Linked DNA regions of Mus musculus: region 1 is linked to region 2. Evidence: chromatin loops called from intact Hi-C (ENCODE). Cell type or tissue: heart. All regions are shown on one strand. Each heading gives the region's core, and the rest is flanking DNA. Links, peaks and the distances in the headings are about the cores only. Region 1 overlaps Med13l (mediator complex subunit 13-like). Region 2 holds the start of Gm25076 (a small nucleolar RNA gene).

Region 1 (11,339 bases), core at 2,104-10,103, 330 kb after region 2:
CAGAAAACCTTCACTTCCCCTGTTAAACAGCCCTTCCCCCCATCCCCTCTTTCTGTTAGGGTAGGTAGTTTCTTTTCAAAAAAATACATATCCTCCAAGAAGTATACTGTCCTCCAGTGATCGTGTGTACGTGCCTGAGGCAGTAAGGATCGGAGTCTCTGGATTATTGAGATGGTGCAACCACTCTTATGAATTGTTTTTATTGCCCCAGGAAGACCACAGAAAGAGCCATGAACATTCTTAGATTAGAGAGCATGGCCGTACACTCGCATCATTGCTAAGTTGAGCCCATGGTGCTTTCGTTGTCTGATTCTCTAATCCTCCAGGGCTAATTTTTAACATTAGCCCCATGAAGGAGCATGGCAGAGTGGAAAGAATTTATGTTTCAGATTCATTTGTGGCTTCAATGTAGCTATGTTTGGGACCTGTCGCTTGTCAGGTTTATGATTCGGGATGACTTATTTAACTGTGAGGAATCTGAACTTCTTGAGCTACGTGGCTGGAAGGTCTGAGGCAGGGGGAAGAATTCAAGGGCCCAGTGGAGTCAGGCTCTCAGTGCCAAGTGCTGGAGCTGCTCACATGGGAGGACCACCTTTGCTCCTTGAAGAGTAAACTCTACCTTTTTGGTTTTATATTTTAGAACTAACCTGAAATTATGCATTTGTTTATTCTTTTAACATAAATATAGCTCTAGGATAATTTGAATATCAAAATGCTTAAAGGTTTGTTCCAAAAACAAAAAAACAAAAACAAAGACTTGGAGAGTAAGGGATTGAACCTGTGGCCAGCCACCCATGCTCAGAGAGCTTTCTGCCCCTGCACTATTCCCAGGTCTCTGCTCGGCAGGTCTGGGCCTTTAGGCGACCTGCATCTCTAGGGCTGCACTTGTGCCACTAGGTTCAGGGCTGGTTCAAGACTTTGAAAAGAAAAGCTCGAGTGTTAGAGTTAGGCATTTGTCAGAAATGGGGGAAACAGGGCCAGTGAGATGGCTCAGCAGGTGAAAGGGCTTTCTGATGAGGTGAGAACCTAGGTCAATCCCTTGTACCCACATAGTAGAGAGAGCTGACTCCCACCCTGAGCACTTCTATACAGTAAATAAATGAAAGACTAAAAAAATAAAGAGGGGTTGGAGAGTTTTAGTGTCTCAGTAATCAGGAGCCCGTGTTGACTTTAGACCCAGGCTTGCTTGGTTTCATTTCTGAGGTTTCTTGCAAGGCCTGTTCCATTGCTCTGGGGCTGAGAGGAGGTGAGCAAAGACCGTTGCTCCACACTCATAGGAGATAGCAGCTGTGCTGGGACAGGGTGCTGGGTCTTCAGCTTTGCCCTTACTAGACACTGAGCCAAGATTGAAACCCCCACCTCACTTCCCCCACCCCCCCCATGTTGGCTTTATCATAGTCATCTGTTAGGTGTCAAGGCTTACCGAGGTAGACTTTTATAATACTTAATTTTAGCTTTAAAGTAAGGGAACCGAATGTTTTGAAATAATTGGAAGTTTCCCAGTTCCTTTGGTTGACTAGTTAGCCTGTGGCAGGCAGTGCTGTGTGGAGTTTACAGCACACTGTTGCATGGACAGCTTTGTGAAGAGCACAGCAGGTGACAGTGGCTTCCCTCTGCCACTGAGAGCAGGCACAGGAAGTTAGCGCAGAAGCTGGGGCTAGAGAGCAGTTTGGAGTCATCCAGATATTTTCCTGCCCAGCTGCGAGGGTGGGCACTACAGGTGAACGTGCTCCAGTGAGTCTCCGTGTGTCTCCGTGCATTGCTTTCCTGGGGACAGACTCAGCCAGGGTGCAGGTCTCTACTGTGCCCTTGTTTTCTACACTTACAGCATGGTCCCTGTCATAGTGATTTGTCCTGTGTCTTTGGCGCCCGTGCTCCCCTCCCCTCCCCCGCCCAGGGTTCTTGGGCGTAGGACAGTGTTCTTGCTTAAGTGATGAGTGTTCTCTGTATCTTCTCCAAATCGAACTACTCTGTTTTTACTTTATCTCCTTTGACACTTAGAAAATAATGCTAGGCTTTCTGATTAAAGCACAGAGATATTACTTTTATTAGAAGAAACATGGGGGCTTGAACAGAAAACTAGACAAGAGTGTAGGCATGGCAGTGAGAAGAGGGGAGCGCCAAGGAATCACTTCCTCAGCCAGGGAGAGCTCAGAGAGCTGGCCAGCTGTCCTCCTGTCAGGATTGTTTGCCTTGCCTCGCCTCAGATCCCCAGGCAGCATAGAAACGCAGGATTTGCATGCACCTAGGATGGTCTTTAAGATTACATTTGCCTGATGCAATGTAGATGCTATGTAAATACTGGGGATACCTTGTTGCTTAAGGAAAATATGCCAGGCATGGTATCCTGCACCTTTAGTCCCAGTACTTAGGAGGCAAGTGCAGCTTGCTTAATTGGAGCCCAGCTTGGCTTACACAGTAAGTTCAAGGCCAGCTAGGGCTACATAGTGAGACTCTGTCTTAAATACACGCACATACGTATGCTGTGTGTCAGCTGTTTAAGCACTTGGAGTTAGTCCCGGTTGGGTTGCAGATGGTTACTTTTCTGCCCTGTGGTGCTTCTGTTTTAAAGAATTTGTCCATAAGAATGACTGGCTTTGTGGGAGAGGAAATGAAGGGATGGGGGCACGTGGGCTGTTCGATACAGGACTGTGGTGAGTCAGCTTTGCTCTGGTCCAGTACATGGTCCCAGTTTGTAGCTACTAAGTAAGGAGCCCCGCTCTCTTTGTGATGTTCTGTCCAGTTCATCCAACCTAAGCTTCAGGAAATTCGAAAGTAGAAGTGTGTGAACTGCGCACAGAACACACGGCCTCTGCTTGCTTGTTTAAAGTTCCGTGCTAAGGAGGCAGGGCTCTGTGTAATGTGCCTTGGCTGCTGCCGGCTGCTGTGTTAGCAGCTACTTCCTGAGGAGCCTTTTAGCATGCTGTGCTGCCCTGGTGAAAACTCCCACCTCCTGAACTGGCTGCTGAGGTTGGGGCACAGGGTGAGGGAGTGGGAATTCCTCAGAATGTCTTCTACAAGGGGTCCAGATGTTTCAGATGGTGGATTTTCAGATTCAGGGCTGTTGACATATGTTTCTCTGGCTTGCTATCCCTAATGTGAAGTGAGCTCAAGTGCTTCCAAGTGTGGATTTAGAAGCAGTGTGAATTTCACGTTTTTGTGTTAGGAACAATCAACTTGGACTTTTGTTGTTGAGATGGTCCCTCTACATAGCCCTAGATGTCCTGAAACTTGGTTTATAGACTAGGCTGGCCTCAAACCCACAGAAGATCCACTGTTCCTGCCTCCTGAGTGCTGGGGTTTAAGGTGTGGGCCACTGTGCCTCAACAGTTATTTTAAAATCTTACTTGTTTTATTTATTTATAAAAGTATTTAAAAGTTTTTTTAGTATGTACAAGAGTTTTACTTGCATGTATGTGTGTTAACCAGGTCTGTCCTGTGCCCATAGACATGAAGAAGAAGGCACTGGCTTCTGGGGTCAGAGTTAAGAGGGGTTGTGAGCCACTGTGTGATGCTGGGAATCCAACTGTGGTCCCCTCCAAGAGCGCTGGTGCTCTTAGCTGCTGACTGATCAATCTCTTTGCCCTTATTTGGTTTTAAAATAAGTGTAATTTGTGAACTGAACAGCAAGTAATAATTGAAGATAATATTTAAAAATATGGGTACCTAATAAATGGTCAGGAGAATAAAAGTTTTTCAGCAGCACATAATGATTGCGAGCTTGTTTCATTTTGGTATTTAATATGATGTTTGTCCCGACAGCCTTCTGATGTGTGCTCTTCCTTTGAAGAGACCTTGTGGTGTGAAGTTTAATACAAATGCCTATTTTATCAGCTTTCCCTTCCTATAGGAATTTGCTTTTAGTGGTCTGTAAGTAAAAGGAAAAATCAAAACTATTGCAAATTTTTTGTCGTTTTCCAGGCTGAACTCACAGGAATCAAATGGCGTAGGTACAATTTTGGAGGGCACGGGGACTGTGGACCCATAATTTCAGCCCCAGCCCAAGATGATCCAATCCTGTTAAGTTTCATCCGCTGTCTGCAAGCCAACCTGCTGTGTGTATGGCGTCGTGATGTCAAGCCAGATTGCAAAGAGCTCTGGATATTCTGGTGGGGAGATGAACCCAACCTAGTGGGAGTAATACATCATGAACTGCAGGGTAAGGATTTTGTTTTTCTTTAAAAAATATTTGCATATGTTTTTTGAACAATTGTAAATTTTGGAATTTATATTTAGGAGTTGCTTAAAACAGATCCCAAGCAGGCAGTGGACAGTGTGTTTGTCAGAAGAATAGCCTCACTCCCCCACCTCCGCCCCCCACATTTCTCTTTCCTTAAACTCTCTTGTTCTTCCTTAGTCATGCTGAAAATTAGAACCTTGTAAGATCACCTTAAGTCCATTCTTTTATCATTTACAGACAGAGTCAACATATAGCCTTAAACTTGAAGCACTCCTTCTGGCTCAGCCTCTTGCCAACTGGGGTACAGGGGTTCACCACCCTGTCCTTCTGGCCTCTGAAATCATTACTGTTAGAGTACTGTGTACCCAGTGGGCAGTGTCTGGGAGGAGACAAGGCTCTGACCCTGCTTTTTTGTTTTGTTTTTGTTTTTGTTTTGTGTTTTGGCTTTTTCGAGACAGGGTTTCTCTATATATCCCTGGCTGTCCTGTAACTCACTTTGTAGACCAGGCTGGCCTTGAACTCAGAAATCCGCCTGTCTCTGCCTCCCGAGTGCTGGGATTAAAGGTGTACGCCACCACCGCCTGGCACCCCTGTTTTTAAATTAATAGTGAGTTGTGAGTAACTAGTAAGACAGCTATGTGAACAGCTCAACTCTTTGTTGGCAAATTGAAAATGCAGAAATCTAATGCATCTTTTACTGGACAAATCTTAAATTAACCTTGGATACTGTTTTCGGGAAAGATAAGTTTCTTTAAAGTATCTCAGTTTATTTCTCTTACTGATTCCAGAAATACTAACTTTTAATTAACTAAATTTTGACTTCAGTTTGCATCTGACACCTGGAAACTTTGAATTAATGCAAAAATATTTGTTAGTCTAAACTATTTTTTATGTTTACCATACATTTACAGTAGCAGAAAATATTATTAGTAGTTTCCATTCCTCTCGCCAAGTTTCTCATTCATGTCCTACAGAATTCTCTAAGTCAGGAGCTGTTCCAGGCTGTTCTGTGGTTTGGAGGCAGGCCTTCCCACGCTGCTGTGCTGCCCGAGGACTCCCTGAGTCTGAGCTGTGTGGAGCTGTGTGACAGGCTGTGCGCCTTGCTTGGCTAGCCCATGTCTCCGTGGGGAGTGCTGGCCCTTCTCTGGGGAGTGCTGGCCCTTCTCGCCTGGCTTTAGAACTTAATCCGCTCTAGTTAGTTTGTGGTTGAAATGTTGCAGGCATTGCTGAGATGTGTCGTTAGTTTATGTTCTTATTATTTATTACGGGAAGACATAAAGCAAACTCCGGTGTATTCTTGTGGGTCTGCTTTAAAGGTTCTAAATTTGCCTAAAGGATTTCCTGCCAAATTCTTGAAACTTGTTGGCAGCCCTGTTTGTTTGGTTTTGTTTTGTTTTTTTTCTCCTGTTGGTGGTGTATCTTGCCACAGCAGCTAGGGGGCAGTATAGCACAGTGGACTAATTGAGCTACCTCTGGGCTGCAAACCTCTTCCCTGATGCTCTAGTGTATGTTCACTCTATCTAGGGGAGGTTGCTTTCTAGTGCGCTCATCCGCAGACTCAGAATTTATGTCCATGTCCAAACCTCGTGTAATTAGTAGGTGATGTAGATGCAGCTAGAGCTTCACACCACCTACGGTTTGGGTTTTCAGAGTCTCTAAGAGAGCTTCTAGCTGGTAGGTTATATTTGTGTTTGTTTGAATGTAAAACTGTTGCATTCTTTTAGTTTTTTCATGTGTGGATTTTTAAACATTTTTCTCCTTTAGTTTCTCATCTTAAAAAAATATTTTAAACTATCACTGATTGATGGGAGGTCATGTGCACCATGGCATACCTGTGGAGACATCCTAAGGCTTAGGCCCACGAAACTCAGTAACAAGCACCTTTACCTGCTGAGCCATTAGGCCCAGGAAACTTAGTAACAAGCACCTTTACCTGCTGAGCCATTAGGCTCAGGTAACTTAGTGACAAGCACCTTTACCTGCTGAGCCACCTCCCAGCTCTTCCTTGTTACTTTTGGTTCTGTTTCTCCTTCCTGATGTCTTCAGTTCATTTCGTAACAAGTTAGAAAACACATGGCCTGGCTTGATAGCAAAGTGAGTGCTGTTGTGTGAGACCAGCTTGTTGCAGCACTATTAAAACTCGTGTAAGCATGGACTGCTCTTCCCGAGCTGCTTCATGTCACACACGTAGGTCATTAATGTGAGAATATACTGGCAAGAGTTAAGCAAAGATTGACTTATTTAAAAAAATTTTTTTTTGTTTTGTTTTAAGTTATAGAAATGCTATTTATTTATTTATTTTACAATCAAAGTCTCACTTTGTAGGTCTGGCTGACCTGGAACTTGCTCTGTAGATCAAGCTGGCTTCATACTCATAGGAATCCGCCTGCCTCTGCCTCCCGAGTGCAGGGGTTAAAGGTGTGGGCCACTTTCAGCAGACACACTACATTTTAATTATACTGGCCAGCAGGATGACCACTGAAAGAGGTGGAGGACACTGCTCTTTGAGCATGGGCCTGAGCCAAAGGTGTCAGCTGACAGTTGTGTTTGCCCCGGGGAATGGTGTCTTCTTTATGCTCTTTTCCTTTGAGAACTGTAAGTGCCTCCTCTTGCTGAGCAGCCGTGGCCTCCTGAGTGTCTCCTCTTCTCTGTGTGCTGAGCGTTGGGAAAGTTAGAGCCTGTCACACAGGTTGTCCACTTCTGCATGTAAAAGTGGCTGAAAGTAAAGTCTGTGACTCAAGCATTAGGAGATATTTGACATCTAATTAGAAAAGTGAGTGGCATAGTGAGGTGTAGAGTAGTAGGGAAAGCCTTGGGGTGGAGGAGGAACCGAGTTCCTATTGGTTGCAGTAGAATTGAGAGTGTAACACGCCCTTTCCCGGTCAGCCTATTTAAGAGTTACTTTATTTCGGGCAATATAAATGTTAGCAGAGTCCCGCCAGCAGGCATGAGTGTTAGGCTCGGGCAGGCAACACTGTTACGGCATTACCAGGGGTACTGAAGTACTTACTGTTCATGCTTCTTGGTTCTGTTTTGCACCTTGTCATGATGTGACTTAGTAGCATATGGCTGGCAGACCACAGTAAACACCAAGCTGCTGCCTCGGTACATGGTATGTGTGCACGTTAGTAAAGCAGCCTCCATGGAATGACAGTGCTCACTCCTTCAGGACACAGTGTTGGATCCATAGCCGTGTACTTGGAATGCTTGAAGTATCTGGAGCCCTGTGAGGGAAGGTCACAGTGAGGCCAGAGAAGGTGGTGGGCATTGTGAGCTCCAGAGGCGTGGCTTTGGATCTGGCATAGTGATATCTCCATAGTTAATGACCAGCTGGGAGCCTCTGCTCAGTCTGTTTAACCTGTCACTGTCTGAGTTTCCTCACTATGAATTGGATTACGAGGCCAAAGTTAATAAGGACCTGAGCTGGCACGCACAGCAGTCACTCTGGAACTGCAATGTAGCTGTCGGCCATTGCTACTGCACTGACCACCGTGAGCTCGCAGATGAGAATTACATTTTGGCATTTTTCTAAGCAATTGATTCTGTTCTGGGTAGCAGGTAGTGCCAAATATTAATGCCCACTTTCAAGCTGAAATAATTATTTTCTAGTTTTAATGTTTGGGTGGGGACTGGGGAATAATACAAATGCACAGCAGCAAAGGGAACACGCTCATGGAAATGTATCTGCACTTCCCATACATTCCCTCTCTCTGTGTGCATGTGCTACTGAGGACATGTGTGCATGTGTGTACATGTGGGTGTGTGTGTGCTACTGTGAACATGTATGCATGTGTGTACATGTTGTGGGGATATATGTGCTATTGTGGACATGTGTGCATGTGTGTACATGTGGGTGTGTGTGTGCTACTGTGGTCAAGCAGTAGAGATTGGAGGACAACTGCTGGAAGTTCTCTCCTCCCTCCACAGATTCTGTCTGGGTCTTGGATGCAGGTCTGCAGGCTTGTGTGGCAAGGGCTTTTACCTGTTGAGCCATCTTGCTGGTCCCTTCTCTACGTTTCATAGCAAACCCAAATTGTTGCAGGAGGAAGACAGTTGTTTTAGCTTGTTGTATGTATACTCTTAAATAGAACTGAGACTGCTGCCGCGTGTCAAAGCAGGGAACCTCGTGAGTGTGTGTGGCTGTATAGGTGCTTCTATTTGTGAGTTCACTTAGAGGGATTTATAGTCTAAGGGGTATATGAGAGGCGCATGTACAGACCACTGCTAAGAATATATGAGAGGGTAGACCAGGATGGCTGGAGCCTCACAGGGATTAAAGATGGGTGTCACTACAGCCGGCCTAAAACATTGGTATCACATTTCTATTTTCCTATATTTTGTTTTGAATTAGTTTGCCAAAGCTATAAAGTAGTATTGTATGATGACTGTGTGAACATGCATGCTTACTTAAATATTTGACTTAATGAGTTACACATACTGAAGAGATGTGACATTTATTAACACTTGAATGAGTAACAAAGTCTTATTGTAAAATTATGGAAAGATATCTACTCAGATTCTTTCATATGAAGAATAGAAAGAGAATCAGTGAACTAGAATTATTAACCTACACATGCTTGAAATTGTGAGAGCAAGCTGAAGTCTTAACTTTCTACTGTAAATAACATCAGTGTGTTACCGCAGGCAACTTACTGAACCATGTAATTAGGTTTTTTTAAAAGAAAAATGAGACATTTATACCAAGATTGTAGTGAGGTAGAATGTGAAGGGAGGGCTTGTGTTCCACTGATATGAAAATTAAGCAATTGGCAAAATTATAAAGATTATTGCTTTAGACAAAAGTCAAATAAAGTTTTGATCTGGGGGTTGTTATTGGGAAGCAGAGATATCATGGTCTAATGTTTTTTGTTTTTCCCAACATGAAAACTCTGTATACAGTGAGCCCAAGTAAATATCTTTTAAAAATTATTTCTATTATTTTAATTATGTTGTGTGCGTGTGTTTGTCTGTGTGTGAATTTGTGCACGTGAGTGTGGGCACCTGAGGAGCTCAGCGCCATTGGGTCTCTTAGAGCTGGAGCTGTAGGTGTGGAGCTGCTCTGGGGGCCTCTGTAAGAGCAGCGAGCACTAGTCTCTGCTGAGCCTCCTCTATAGCCTGCGAAATCTCTTTTCACCAAGTGTTAGTTATCTTTGGAGCAGAGATGTCAATTGACAGTAGGTAAACTATATTTCATGCATGAATGGGATTAATTTGGCGAGGAGCATGCTGTGTGTGGTGTGGCCATTGATTGCATGTCAGTTTTGAGTAGTGCCGTGCTCGGTTATCTCTCCTGCCCTCTGGTTTCTTTTTCTTTCAAAAGCTTGTCTTTGCATAGCAAACTTTTTAAGATTTAGTTGGGGTTGTTATTCATTAAAAGGATAAAATTGTAGCCCTTATTCAGGGAGGCCAATTTAAGTGTATGGCTAGAAAATCAGGAGACTTCATAAATGTTGCTAGAGCTAAAGGCCTAATTCAAGAAGTAATTGCATAGTTGAATATTGGCTTTGAAAGGTTTTAGAGACATAGGTATATGTAGAGAACTGGTGTTGGCTTTATTAACACTTTTTTTTTTTTTTTTTGCTGCCAAATGACATTGTGTTCTCACTGCTTTTCTCTATAAGAAAGGGCATGTATCCCTGACATAAACTGGGGTTTCTAGAAGGAGCTAGATTTTTGTGGGTGAGCTAGGTCTGCACGCAGGATCCCCTCAGTTTTGTCATGGTCTGTCTTTGCATTGCCTGACCCAGCTGCAAACCAAAGTGCAGGAGGAGTCTCCGCCTTTGTCACTTCTCTGATAGCATTAGAGGTTAGCCTCGCAACACCCACTTAGTCTAGACCGATCCCAGAACCTAGCAGATTCCACGGTGACAACAGGATGGAAGGTAAATGAAATGCTTTTGGGTCAATAAAAACTTGATACAAATGCTTGATAACTGTTATGGTCTGACAGTCTAAAGTGGCTTGCTGCAGTGCTAGGCTCTGGCTGTGGTCGTTGGAGAAGGCCTCTCCGTTTCTATTTACCCATCCATTCCTTGTCATGCTGGAAAGCACGAGGCTTGCGTGAGGTAGCAGGTAGTGCTTAGGCTGCCTTGAGTTGTTCTCTGGTCTCTGTGCTGAAAGTAGGGAGACTAACATGGTTTGTGGATCACTATGCTGAGGTTAGTAATAGAGAAATGCTTATAGCACAGTTTCCACTTGATTTTGTTTTATGCCTCTCTAGTTGGAAATGAGGACTTAATCTACTTGGCTATGAGTAGAATTAGCAGCTAAGGTTTCTACAACTGGTCTCAAGTATGGGAACCATAAGGGACACACAGATACGCAGGACACATCGACAAGCTCCCGTAGTGCAATCTCTGGCACTCACTGTAGACTCTTTTCTGACTGAGCTGATGCCCCAATGCTACCTGAAGAGATTGCCTTGGATCCACTACAGCTGTCAGTGTTCAGTGATTTGCTTTAGACTTTCCCACAAGTTCTGGGCCACATACCCTCTTACAAACTCAGTGTTGGCGAATGCATCGTCTGTGTGATTGGGTCTTGTTTTGACCCTGGCAGTGAGTTCAACCAACGCACATTACCCTTGAGGCCCATCTAGGGCTGAGCTAAAGGCCTTCTGTGCTGCCCACATGACGATGCAGCTGTCTGAGCTGTTAAGGTAGTGGGACTGAGTGGGAAGGCTGCTAGGGCCTGTGGTGACAGAGCACCTTCCAGTCTAGAGTTGATCACACAGCACAACTGACTTGACTGAAAAAGGAATACAAGGGATTAAGACAAGTATTCTTGTGTGCGTGCTGTAGAAAAGGCAAAGATTAGAGCCCCAGCTGCCGGCCAGTAGCCTCTTTCTTGTACATGCAGAATATCTCATTTTTGGAAGTTACTTTTACTTCTCAATTTTCTGGGCTTGGGGAGGAGGCAAGATGCCTTTCTGAGTTAAATATGAAAGGCTTTTGTTTGCCTGGCAGGCTTCCTGACATAGCAGTGTCCTGGAGGGACTAATCTACAAGTGCCTGTCTGAGAATTGAGGCGTGAACCTCGGAAAGGGGCCGTCTTAACACTAAGATGACTTTCTTTTTCACAGTTGATCTTGAACTTGTTTAAATGCGAGCTATTTTGGTGTTTGCTATTCATAAGGAAGTATGCTATTCACATGGAGATA
Region 2 (11,339 bases), core at 1,915-9,914:
TGTTGGCAGCCCCTGGGAAGCTGTAAGGCAGGGATGAGGGGTGGAGGGCTAGAGGGATGGATGGAAGAACATTGGTTGTGGTAATTAGGAACTTAATGCTGAGAGGGCCTTGGCTTTTTAATTAGGGAATTCGGGACCATCTAACCATATAGTGAGGACATGACCGCTCCAAGGTATGGTTGAGGGGATTGTATTGTAGATATGAGGGGGAGAGAGACAGCAAGAGAGAGGCAGCTGGAAGAATCCAGAGGATGGGGAGAAAGGCATGACTGAGTGAGGGGGATCAATTGTGCATGGCCAAAATGGCAGGGCTCTAAAGGGATGAGAAGCTGGGGGAGGGGAAGCTGGAGACTTAAGCTGGACACCCATAGGCAGGCTAGCAAGCACCATAGCTAGTTAGCCTCTTGTCCTGAGGTTGGTTGGTTGGTTTTGGTTTTTTTTTTGGACCTGACACTAATGATAAAATAATCACCTAAAACTAAAGCCACATAGCCCAGAAATAAACACCAGCAACTTTCTCCTTCTTGTCACTTTCCAGGTGAAAACCAACCAACCAACCAAAGGCAGGCTTCCTCCTTGGAAACTGCCTGTGGGTCTGTTATCTGCAGGCCTATGTGACATCCACACAGGACAAGACAAACACATTGGCATGGTGCTTGTATATACAGATGCACGCGCATGCACGCACACACACACACACACACACACACACACACACACACACATTCCTATCTTCTTAGAACAAGCACGGCTGCGTTCTAGAACCCGGGACTATCCGTGACACCAACTACTCATTGAGCCTGCCACCACTAGGTCACAGACTTCCAGCTCATACTGCAGGCAAGTTGGGCGTACTGCTGGGCTGATGGTGAACTCACTAAACTCACACTGTGCAGGGTAACTGCACGGTGCCTTGCGGCAGGAATGTGCTGTTATTTGAGCGTGTCCTGTGGGGATCACAGCGTAATTTAATCAGCACTTTAGCATGGCATCTCTCCAGGGTGGGGAAATAATGAAGTCAGCGCTCAGTGCTGGGAGTTCTCAGTTCAGCCTTGGGCACCGCTGTGACCTAGAGCTGGGCACAGTTACTGCAACACTGCCAGCATCCGAGGTGTGGCTGTCCTAGATGCTGTGGGCCAGGGAGGCTAGCAGCATCGTGGACTCCCAACCTATTAGGGACAAGTGGGTATCTTCCCTATTCCAGCTGTTAAGTAAGTATATCCAGACACTGTCAAATGTCCCCTGAGGGTCAGGGAGGGACTGCCCCTGTGTTACAAACCACTGCCCTAACTCTATTAGAAAGATCGGTTTGTGAACCAATTGCTTGAGTGTCACAGGAGGGAAAGTTGTCGAGAAGAGGCTGGGCTGAGGTTTAAATCCCAGGAGGCTAATGGTGGAAGATAGTTTGAGGCTAGCCTGGGATGCAGAGAAACTGCCAACTCAAAGGCAAGAGAAGGGGGGAGTGGGGAGACAGCGGTATATATATATATATATATATATATATATATATATATATCCAGGCTTCATTTCAAAATGTTCTGTAGTAACCAATAGGAAGATCGAGGCAAAATAATAAATGGTCAATCAAGATGTGGGGTGGGGTTCTGCTCACTGTGAATTAATACACACAAACTGATAGTTGTATTAGTAGATATCAAAAAAGATGTAGAACCAGGCAGGGTGGCACGTGGTTCAATTTCCCTTTAAAGTTTCATAAAATATTTTCTCAGATGTTGGTGATTCAGATGATAATTATGACAATCTGTGTGTGGCTGTAGGCATGTCCCATGCATGCATGGGCTGTGTGTGTGTGTGTGTGTGTGTGTGTGTGTGTGTGTGTGTGTGTGTGTGTGAGTCCATGGTGCGTGTGCACTTGTGTGTACTGTGTAAGAACAGTGGTCTGGAACCTGTGAACAGCATCCTGACCTCCTCACAGCAGCTTAGGCGTCCATGAACTTGGATAAACTCGTCTTTCTGGCTTTGGCTTCTCATTGTCCATATCAATGAGAGTGACTGCTAACACAAGTATTGGTCCCACATCCTGCCTTTGACCTTCGGGACATCCCAGCACTGAGGTAAACATGACCAGAGCCCTATCTCTTAACTGCTCACTGTGGACTTTATTCTTCACAGGGGAGGGTAGGTACCAGCCATTGGGACCCAGGTTGTACTCAAAGCGACTTTTCTGAAGCATCCAGAGATAGAGCAAAGCTGGACAGATGTTCTCTTCATCTTCTCTGATTTTCTTGGGTACCGTTTGCTTGTCATGCCTGCACCTGTGGAGATTGCTGTTGTGGTCCGATCGTAAGTTCTGGGACGCACAGAGCTGTGTGAGTGCAGATTCCCTTCACACAGCGCTGAGGTGCTCAGTGGCCTGCAGCCGAGATGCCCAGAGCATGTCAGATTTCCCAAGCAGGACCTCTCTAGACATCTCTCAGCATGTGCTGCTGTCTCTTACGAGGTAGAAACCCTGAACACAAGCTTCCAGAATTAAATTGAACCCTTTAGTTCCTGGTCTCAAAGGATACCCACAGCTGTGATGGGAAGTTCTGCCACACTTTGTTTAAATGTATACTTTATATTATTCATTCATAAATAAAAATGGAATCCCGCTACATGCTGTTTTACAGTGCCGGGTTTCTGGCTGGTTGACTTTATCCGGTTAGAGCCAACTCCTCCCAGAGCTTATGTTCAGATGGCCCTGCCTGGCGAAGTGACACCCAGGAGAGGTTACAGCCCTTTGTAATGGCTCTTTCTCTTCCACTGATTTTACCCAATGGGGAAAGAAGTCTTTTTGTTTATCACAGATAGGTCCAGGCATTTTCCAAGGCCAGAGCTGAGCTGCATCCAGCATCTCTGGGGACTGGCTGCATTGTCCCCGAAATGCTGACAAATCAAGGGTAGTCCATATCTCTTGGGCATATTGTTGATTCTGCAAAAAATCAGGAGAGCAGATATAAAAGAAAAAAAGGCCCGCCCCCAGAGGCCTTGCAGGTGTGGCTGCTGTTTCACGTGTGCATCAGTAGGTGGCAGAGCGGAGGGCAGTTACGTCTACGCTCAAAGTTCTGACCTGTGAACATCTGAATGTTGTGTAGCCTAACATTCCCTAATAAAAGTGAGCCTGAGATGACCACCAGTCCAGCGCCACGGGAGACAGACACCCTCACATGGGGCCTCTTGGGCAGGTGAGGAGCAAGCCTGAGATAACCATCAGACTGGTGCCATGGGTCCCGGCCAGGAAACTAGCCTGAGATGACCATCAGTCTGGCCCCACTTGGACCTTGGGAGTGGAGGCAAGAAGGCCATATTTGAGATGCCTCCTGCCTGGGGCCATAATATGCGAATGAGAGATAGCATTCCTGAGACCACTCCTGAGATAACCCCAGACACCCCAGAGACCCTGGGCACCTCTAAGAGGAGCAAGTGGTGGAGAAATGAAAAAGAAAGAAGGGTGTGGGTACAATGAAGAGAGGCTGAACTGGAGATTTAAGGGTATCGGGGAACAGCCTGATGTGAGTAACCGGTGATGTACCATCTGGGACCATGGTGGGATCCTGGCCTGTGCTGCCACCAGGAACCATGTCTGGGTCCGTGGCCCTGTAGTAACGGGTCTGCTACCACCAATGGCCAGGCCGATGTCCCTGGTCTGACAGGTTGATGTCTGAGGGTTATGCAGAACCGGCCCCACCCCTCACCTGATCATCATGGCAGAGCTGGTCCTCTAAGGGGGATATGGGAGTAGCGGCCCTGACCCTGCCCTTAGCCAGCTGCAGTGCTTGGGAGAGCAGGCCCATACACTGCAGGAGTTGCGGGTGAGCTGGCCCAAGGATGTGAGCGTAGGAGAGCAGACCCTGACACTTATCTTCCTTGTGGTGACATGGATAAGGGACTGATCCCCTCCCCTCTTTGCTCTCAGCACCTGAGGAGAGCTGTCCCTGCCCCTCACCTGCTGCAGCTCTCAGGAGAGCAAGCCCCCACACCTCACCTGGACAGCACAGTGGAGCTGACCCTGATGGCCAGGGCTCAGGTGAACTGGCCCCAAGGGTGTGAGCACGGGGGAGCTGGCCCAGCAATTTTTTCCCCCTTTGGTTTTTCAAGACAGGGTTTCTCTGTATAGCCCTGGCTGTCCTGGAACTCACTTTGTATGTAGACCAGGCTGGCCTCCAACTCAGAAATCCGCCTGCCTCTGCCTCCCAAGTGCTGAGATTAAAGGCGTGTGCCACCAGTGCCCGGCTCCAGCAACTTTTTTGTGGTGTGGCAACTTGGGTGAGGGAGAGATGCCCTCCTCCCTCACCTACCCTCACCCCTTGCCACCTATGGCCCCAGGGTCGTGAAAGTGGGAGAACTGGTCCTGTCCCTCACCAGCTGCAATGCTCAGGAAATTGGGCCCTGCATCTCCCCTGGGTAGCAAGGTAGAGCTGGCCAGGATTGCAGGGGTTGCTGGTGAGTCGGTTCTGAGCAGGAGAGCCAGTGGACTGACTGAGCAGCTCTGCTACTTCTAGGGCCCAGATCCAGGGCTTTGAGTTGGCTCACCCCAACATCTACCGTCATTGATGAACTGCCGGGGTGCACAAAGGGGCCAGTCCTACAGATCCAAACTTCAGGATCTCCATGACACAGGGCAACAGCAGGCTATCTGAGAGGCGTCCCAGTGAGGAATCAGCATTGATAGAGTAATGGAAGTCAGAGAGGCCTCTTATCAGACTGATGAATTCTTGCAATGAACATTTGCAAGCAAAGACGTGTGGACAAGAGGGTACACTGTGTGACACTGGGACACACTACAGCTTCTAAGAAGAGGTTTTTTTCTCTGCTGGGGGTGGGTCGAAAGGGTATAGGCTGGGTATGAGAGAGGAGGGGGACACGAGTGGGACTGGGGTGCATAATGTGAAATTTACAAAGAAACTAATAAAACTTTAAAAAAAAAAATGGTACTGGTGTGATGGCTCAGCAGTTAAGAGGACTTGCTGCTTCCAGAGGACCTGGGTTTGATTCTCAGCACCCACACGGTGACTCACAGCCATCTGTAAGTCGATCGGGTTCCAATACTCTCTTCTACCCTGTATGTACTAGGCATGAACATGGTAAACCCACATACATGTAGACAAAAGACCATACCGATAAAAATAAATCTTTGAAATTTCAAAATAAAAAAAGGTCCAAGGCAGGCTCCAGGGACCAACATCTTTCTGAAGAGGTAGCATGGGGAAAGGCAGATGTATACCTGGGGCAGTGCCTGTCGCCCGTCCGACCCCCATCAGCTAGGGCCTCAGTCACATGGTGGATTTTTAAAAGTTTCGGGAACTTCTGTGTAAGGGTGTCCCTAAAAGTTCCTTAGCAGCCTCTGTTTGGAGCTATGCTGGCTCCTATAGGCTTATGCAGCGCCCTTCCCCCGTGCTGAACACAAACCTTCCGGGTGGGTGTGAATCTGGACGGCCCTTCAGACTAAGCTCCTTGGGCTCCATCCTGGCATCCAAACCTGCCTAGGTTTTTTGCCTGAAGTCTGAGCTTAGCGCTAACCCAAGACAAATAGTGTCAAGGCAGCTCACCCGTCGGTTCGGCTGATTTATTTGACACAAATAAGCTCGCTGACCTGATTTAGCCTTGCGGGGGACCACAGACCAAGTCAGGCATGATCTTAAGGCTCTTGCTATTTGGCTGCAGCCAACGCGGCTCAGTGCTGGTGGCTGACGGCACGCACAGTGGTAGTTGCTGACTTTGCCACTTGGTGGCGCCAGTTGCATAGGTTTTTTTTCTATCCCTGGTGTGAGCCTGGTGTTGACTGCGGATCAGACTTCCCCAGGATGCCGCCAAAACAATGACTATGGGTAGAGAGCTATCTGGTGGCAGCAGCAAATCAGGACTCCTTCCTAGACCTGGCATTTTGGGGGGACCAGGGCCCTCAGAGGAGGAAATAAACCTGCTGGCGATGAGCTACTGTCTCTCGGCGCCCCCCTTCTCAGCCTCGGTCCCGGCCAGGACAAAGCATAGGTAGATCTTCTTAGCCATCCTTCAGTGACAGGGATTAGGAGCACGAAGGGACCATTCCCACTACGCCTTCTCTGAGGTGTTCATCGCTTTGATCTCCTAGGTGGAAGAAGATACCGACTCTCTGTGGTTCTTCTCCGTTCAAGGTCACACACAAACCATCTGCCTGGTGAGAAATCCAGACCAGGTGTCTCCAGGTATCTCCGGAGGGCACCTCGTGAGCATGCCCTGTGCGACATGGTGCTAAATAGGTCGCTTATGATTCAACTGCCACCCACCCTCCTGACCTAGGTAGGTCTTCTCATCTCTGTTTTATGGACACAAATTCAGGGGAGATTTGCACTGGCTTCCTGGCGTTAGCCAGGGGTACCCTCCACTGGGAAGACAGCTCCTGCTATATGGGAAGTGGGGTCCCTAGGAGTAGCAGGTTAGGTGTTTGCCCTGAAATTGGCCTGGGATTGGGACTATTGTTTAAGCAAAAGTTTACACTAAAAAGGTTTTTTTTTTTTTAGAAAAAAAAAAGACATTATTCATTATTTTTAGTTGTGTGTGTGTGTACAAGTGCAGGTTCCCACGGAGGTTAGAGGCCCTGGAGGCCCTGGAGCTAAGTCCCAGACAGTTTTTAGCCACCTGACATAGGCACTAGGAATAGAAACTGGGTCCTCTTCTACTCTTGACCACTGGACCTTCTCTCCAGCCTCCTTTTCTATCCCCTGGTCCTCGACTGTCCTAGAAGGGGAACTTAGCATTTTAGGCCAGCTCTGACAAGTGGCTGCATCTTACAGTCCTGTGGTCCTTGTCATAGGCTGAGTTGTGAGTCCCCAAAGTCCTAAGTTGCAACCTTAGCCCCATATTGTTTTTTAGGAGGGAGGGCCTTTAAGGAAATGATCGATGGGTGGGTGGGTCGATTCAATAAGTAAAGGCTCTTGCTGCCAAGCCTGACAACACGATTGTGACCCCTGGGACCCACATGGTGGAAGGAGAGAAACCACTCCCAATAAGTTATCTTCTGTGTACAGTGGCACACCTATACATAAACACATGCTAGGAAAATCATTGTGATTTTAAAATAGGAAGGAGAAGAAGGAGAAGAAGAAGAAGAAGAAAAAGAAGAAGAAGAAGAAGAAGAAGAAGCTGAATTCAGAGGAAGCACTATGATAAGCCTAGCTCAGTGTCCTTACAGGAAGAGAGAAAGAGAGAGGGAGGGGGAGAGGGAGGGGAAGGAGAGAACGCTGCAGACATCATCGGATCCCTGTAGCATCTTTGCTAGCCTCTGATTCTGCATGCTGCTTTTCCTCCATCCCAAATGTATCTAGCAGATACATTTCTGCAAAGCCACTAACAGAGGTATCTCCTACATCCCTATGTCCCAAAGTCCTACAGCCCCACCCCCTGCCCACTCCATAAAACCCGTACTGTGATCTGCTTTACACATGAGGGTAACGAGCCAGAAGCAGTGAGGTGAGACACAACCACTTCTCATTTCTCACTCTTTCCTCCCTCCCAGCTTCTTAGATCCCTGGACTGTTGCTTTTAGTGTGTGTAGGTGACAGGGGAAATGGGGGGGGGGGGCTTCAGATAAAGACAACCCTTGCTCTTCCTCAGGTTCTCTTTCCTACTTTCAATCTAATCATATCTCCAAGTCACAGCTGAGGGCTTTCTGGATGGAAAGTCATGGCCAGACAGTTTAGCACCATGTCTGGCGAACTTTCTCTGTAAGGGGAAATGCATTCAATGGATAGGTTCAGCTTTGTGAACCCACTGACAATTATGAAAGCCGGCGTGCAAACAAATGAGGTCTGCTTATGTACCAATAAAACTATTTACAAACACAAGCCAAGGGCCGAATTCAGCCTTCGACCCTCGTTTTGTGGCCCCCGGTTTAGTGGGCCAGCCGTTATGCTCAAGATCCTTCCACGCTGTCCCAGTTATAGATTCTAAATGAGAGGGAAACAGAAATCTTTCCCTAAGTGCTCTTGAGTGCGTTGCTCGAGAGCAACAAGAAACAGCCTTCACAGGACCTTGACCAAGAAGTAGGAGCAACAGGAATTTGAGTTTTTAACCCCAGAGCAGATGCTTAGAAAAGAGGATTCCACTCACTTCCCGCTACCCCTTGGTGGAAGGCTGGGTATTTTAATTAGCAAATGTTGGCAAATTGCTTTTCAGAAAATGTTAAAATGTTTCATGTTCTAAGTGCCAAGAGCCCTAATTAACGCTCCTTAAAGATACCACCTGGAACTGTGATCTTTTGTTGCTCGAGGTCTAAGCTTGCAAGAATAACCCACAGAGGAAAAACCTAGTTTTTTAAGCAAACCGACCCCAATAAAAACATCTCTGTCATGTAGTCGCCTTTACTTCCTTCTGTGGCATGTGGTTCTCAGCACCTGCCGTGTGAAAGCCGCACTCTCTGAGGTGGTGGCTGGTTCTGGGTATAGTATCTGATGGGAACAGGGTAGGAAACGAATTAACCCATCCATTTGTGGTCTGCTGGAGGCTGAGCCCTGGTGGGTCAAGATTATGGAGAAGAGGGGCTTGCGGCTGCCTTGTCACCAGGCTGAGGATAGCTCTCACCTGCTGCAGCCTGATCAGGCAAGCTGGGTGTCTCTGCTTTGTTACTCTTAACAGCTGGGTAATGAATTGGCTCCCCAACACTCCTGTTTCTCATGTGGTTGCTGCGGAGACAGAAGCAGCCCCGATCTGTGTCGATGTCAGGAGCCAGGGAGACAGCAATGAATGCCACTCTAAACCATGTGTCAGGGAGGACGCCTTATCCATCTGATGAAGTACCTAAGTTAACTCAAGTGGCAGGATCAGGCCAGGGGGAAGAGAGGCTGGCAGGGGCAGGATCCTGATTAGGGTGAGATTCTGAGTCTGACCATTGGTCCTGATGCTCCTAATGGTTGGGACCAAACTAGACAGCCTGGCATCATGAGCTATCTCCCCATCCCAGATGCCATCAGCACCTCCCAGAGGGGAGGTAAGAGTCCAGGTGGTCCTTTCAGAACCAAGATTCTTCCTTCCATGGCTCCTGTTCACCCTCCAGCCCCGACTTCTTGCCTAAGTCATACCAGCAGCCTCTCAGGCTCTTGCAGGAACTGTTCCTCTCACCAGGGAGAGGGACCCTTGAAAGGTTTGCTAAGAGTCACTCGATGTTCTGCTGCCCCCCCCCCCAGGCTGTACTGTACACTCCCCCACCCCCTATGCCTTCCTTCATCCCTCCCTCCTTCCCTCCCTCTCTCTCTCCCCTTCTTCCCTCCCCTTCCTTCCTCCCTCTTCCCTTCCTTCCTTCTTCCTACATAGGGACTTTCCCATCCAGTCCGCTGGGCTGGCCTTGATCTCCCAAGCACTGGGTGACAGGTGTGCTCCCCTCTGCCTGGTCTCTTCACTGGATCACAAACTTCACCACAGCAGTGACCCACATCACATTGAACAGTGGGAGCTGGGGTCTCCGAGGGTTTGGGAACACGGAACCTTTCTGGGCACATTGCAGATTTCCTTGCAGCTCCCTAGAACCTGGTCTGCGTGGCTCACTTCCTCCCGTCCCTCCCTGTCTCTCTCCCTGGCTGGCCAGGTCGGCCTAATGCATAGTTGTGGCTTTGCTTTTTGTTACCTGTGCTCCTGACCCCTGCCTGGGTGGACTCTATGGCCGGGACTGCTCTCTCCCTCTGCGGCTACCTCTGGGTGCCAGCATCCCGTGAGCAGCGTGCTGTGTGCTGTGTCCCTTGAGTTCAGATGAGGATGGAGTTGTATGGGCGCTTTCCCTCCTGGCCTGGACACTCTCAGCTTTCCCTCCAGAGCCTTTCTGTCCTGTCCTTGTCTCCTCTTCCACATCAGGTGGCCCCAGGGCTCTGGGACCCCCTTCCCATGGCCTTACCCTCCCTTCCCAGCATGCAGTCTTCATCACTGTGATTAGCCACAGTGATTGTTCCAGGCCCGGCATCTCATTACCGAAATAAAGTTAACACTAATGGGGGGGTGTCCCGCAGCTCCGCTCTGCCTCACCTCCCCAAAAATACGTTCCTGGTGATTAGCGTGGAAGGCACACATGCATATATTCATTTTGCAACTTGGCCCTCCTCCCATCAGCCTTTGCCTCTGGAGTCCAAGGCCAGGAGCTCTTCAGCTGTGGGTGGAGGCAAAGGCGCTGGAATTGTTCTGAACCCACACAATACTGGGCAGCAGGCTACTGCTAATATCCCTGCCCCTCCCCAACCCGGTGAAAGGAAACCAACCCATTTCCTTTTAGGGTGTAGATGGAAACCACCCCCAGAGAACCAAACAAATGGCCCTCTGAGGTGTATAAGCTCTGAGGCGTGTCCTGACCCTGCCATATAGGAGCCAAGGCATATTGGCACAGGGCAGACACCCTTCTTAACCTTCAGTTCCGGCCCATGCCTGCCGCTGTGACTTCGTGCTGACCGGTGGTTAAACTTTCTAGACCAGACAAGGAACCATGGAAGGGGAAGATGGAGGTGAGGGAGAGTGTGGGGAGCAGTGGGAAGAATCAGATGGACGATATTCCTATTGTCCCCTCCGCCCCTGGAGCCTCCTTTTCCACTCCAGCCTATACTGGGAATATGAAATGGCCTGGTGGTGGCTTCTTACCATTTATAACAACTGGGAGCTCCTAAATCACACATGAATGTGCGCACTTGTAATCCCACCATTTGCAAGGTGAAGGCAAAGGGATTGGCCTTTCAAGGCCGTGCTTGGCTACACAGTGGGTTCAAGGCTACCTAGAGCTTTAGGAGACCCTGTGTCAAAACAGCAACAAAAATCAGTCCAGAGCTGCTGACTTCTCCCCTACCTCCGCCACCCACTACCCCACCCTAGGCATCACCATCCTGCCCACTTCAGATATGCAAACTCCACAAATCATTCTTCCAGGGGTACCCAGGAGCTGGCTTCCCAGGTCCGCCTAGGTAACCTGCACCATGTCTGCGGAGCAATTTCTGGAGGCTGATTGAAGAGGGGAGCCATTTGTGTGCCCCATGAGCTCTGCTCGGCAGCAGGCAGGGGGATGTGGCAGAGGGAGACAGGGACCCCTAATGAGATTCCCAGGCTCCATCTCCACCCACGAGTCAAGGAGACATTTCAAAAGGGGTTTGACACGGCATCCTTACCAAGCTGTCTGCTAAAATGCAAGGTGCAGGCCCCCAGAGAATCCAGAGCCTTCTGAGAGCGCGCCTGAGATAATCAGGCTGTACCAGTGTCTGCTAAGCAGCTGTTCCCACCAAGAGGGACAATGGCCCGGCCCCAGCCCTCGTAGGGCTGGTTTCAGCCCCGTCTTCACCCGCTGCCAACTCTTTGATCACTTCTCAACGAGGATCTGTAGGGCATATTACAAAGTG

Evidence for each region. A loop is a pair of places that touch in the nucleus more often than their neighbours do. Peaks named below come from ENCODE experiments on the same cell type or tissue, not always from the same donor. Only the 100,000 strongest peaks of a DNase experiment are listed, where the experiment ranks them.
Region 1: it touches region 2 in a loop (5-fold over the local background); 7 of 42 quality-filtered maps call a loop at or near these places.

Annotation. Positions count from the first base shown.
Region 1 is chr5:118,589,412-118,600,750 of GRCm38, forward strand. It overlaps Med13l (mediator complex subunit 13-like), which reads left to right. Exons shown (of 31, transcript NM_172424.4): 2 at 3,922-4,159. Among named protein-coding and RNA genes, the nearest start is that of Med13l, 34 kb to the left of the region's middle. In heart, for the core only: a CTCF peak has its summit at 5,613; DNase peaks (open chromatin) are centred at 2,873, 5,260 and 5,630; H3K4me3 peaks cover 380 bases.
Region 2 is chr5:118,263,477-118,274,815 of GRCm38, forward strand. It overlaps Gm25076 (a small nucleolar RNA gene), which reads left to right and starts at 2,973; the gene lies at 2,973-3,104. In heart, for the core only: CTCF peaks have their summits at 3,018 (motif pointing right) and 5,701 (motif pointing right); a DNase peak (open chromatin) is centred at 5,725; H3K27ac peaks cover 198 bases; H3K27me3 peaks cover 5,849 bases.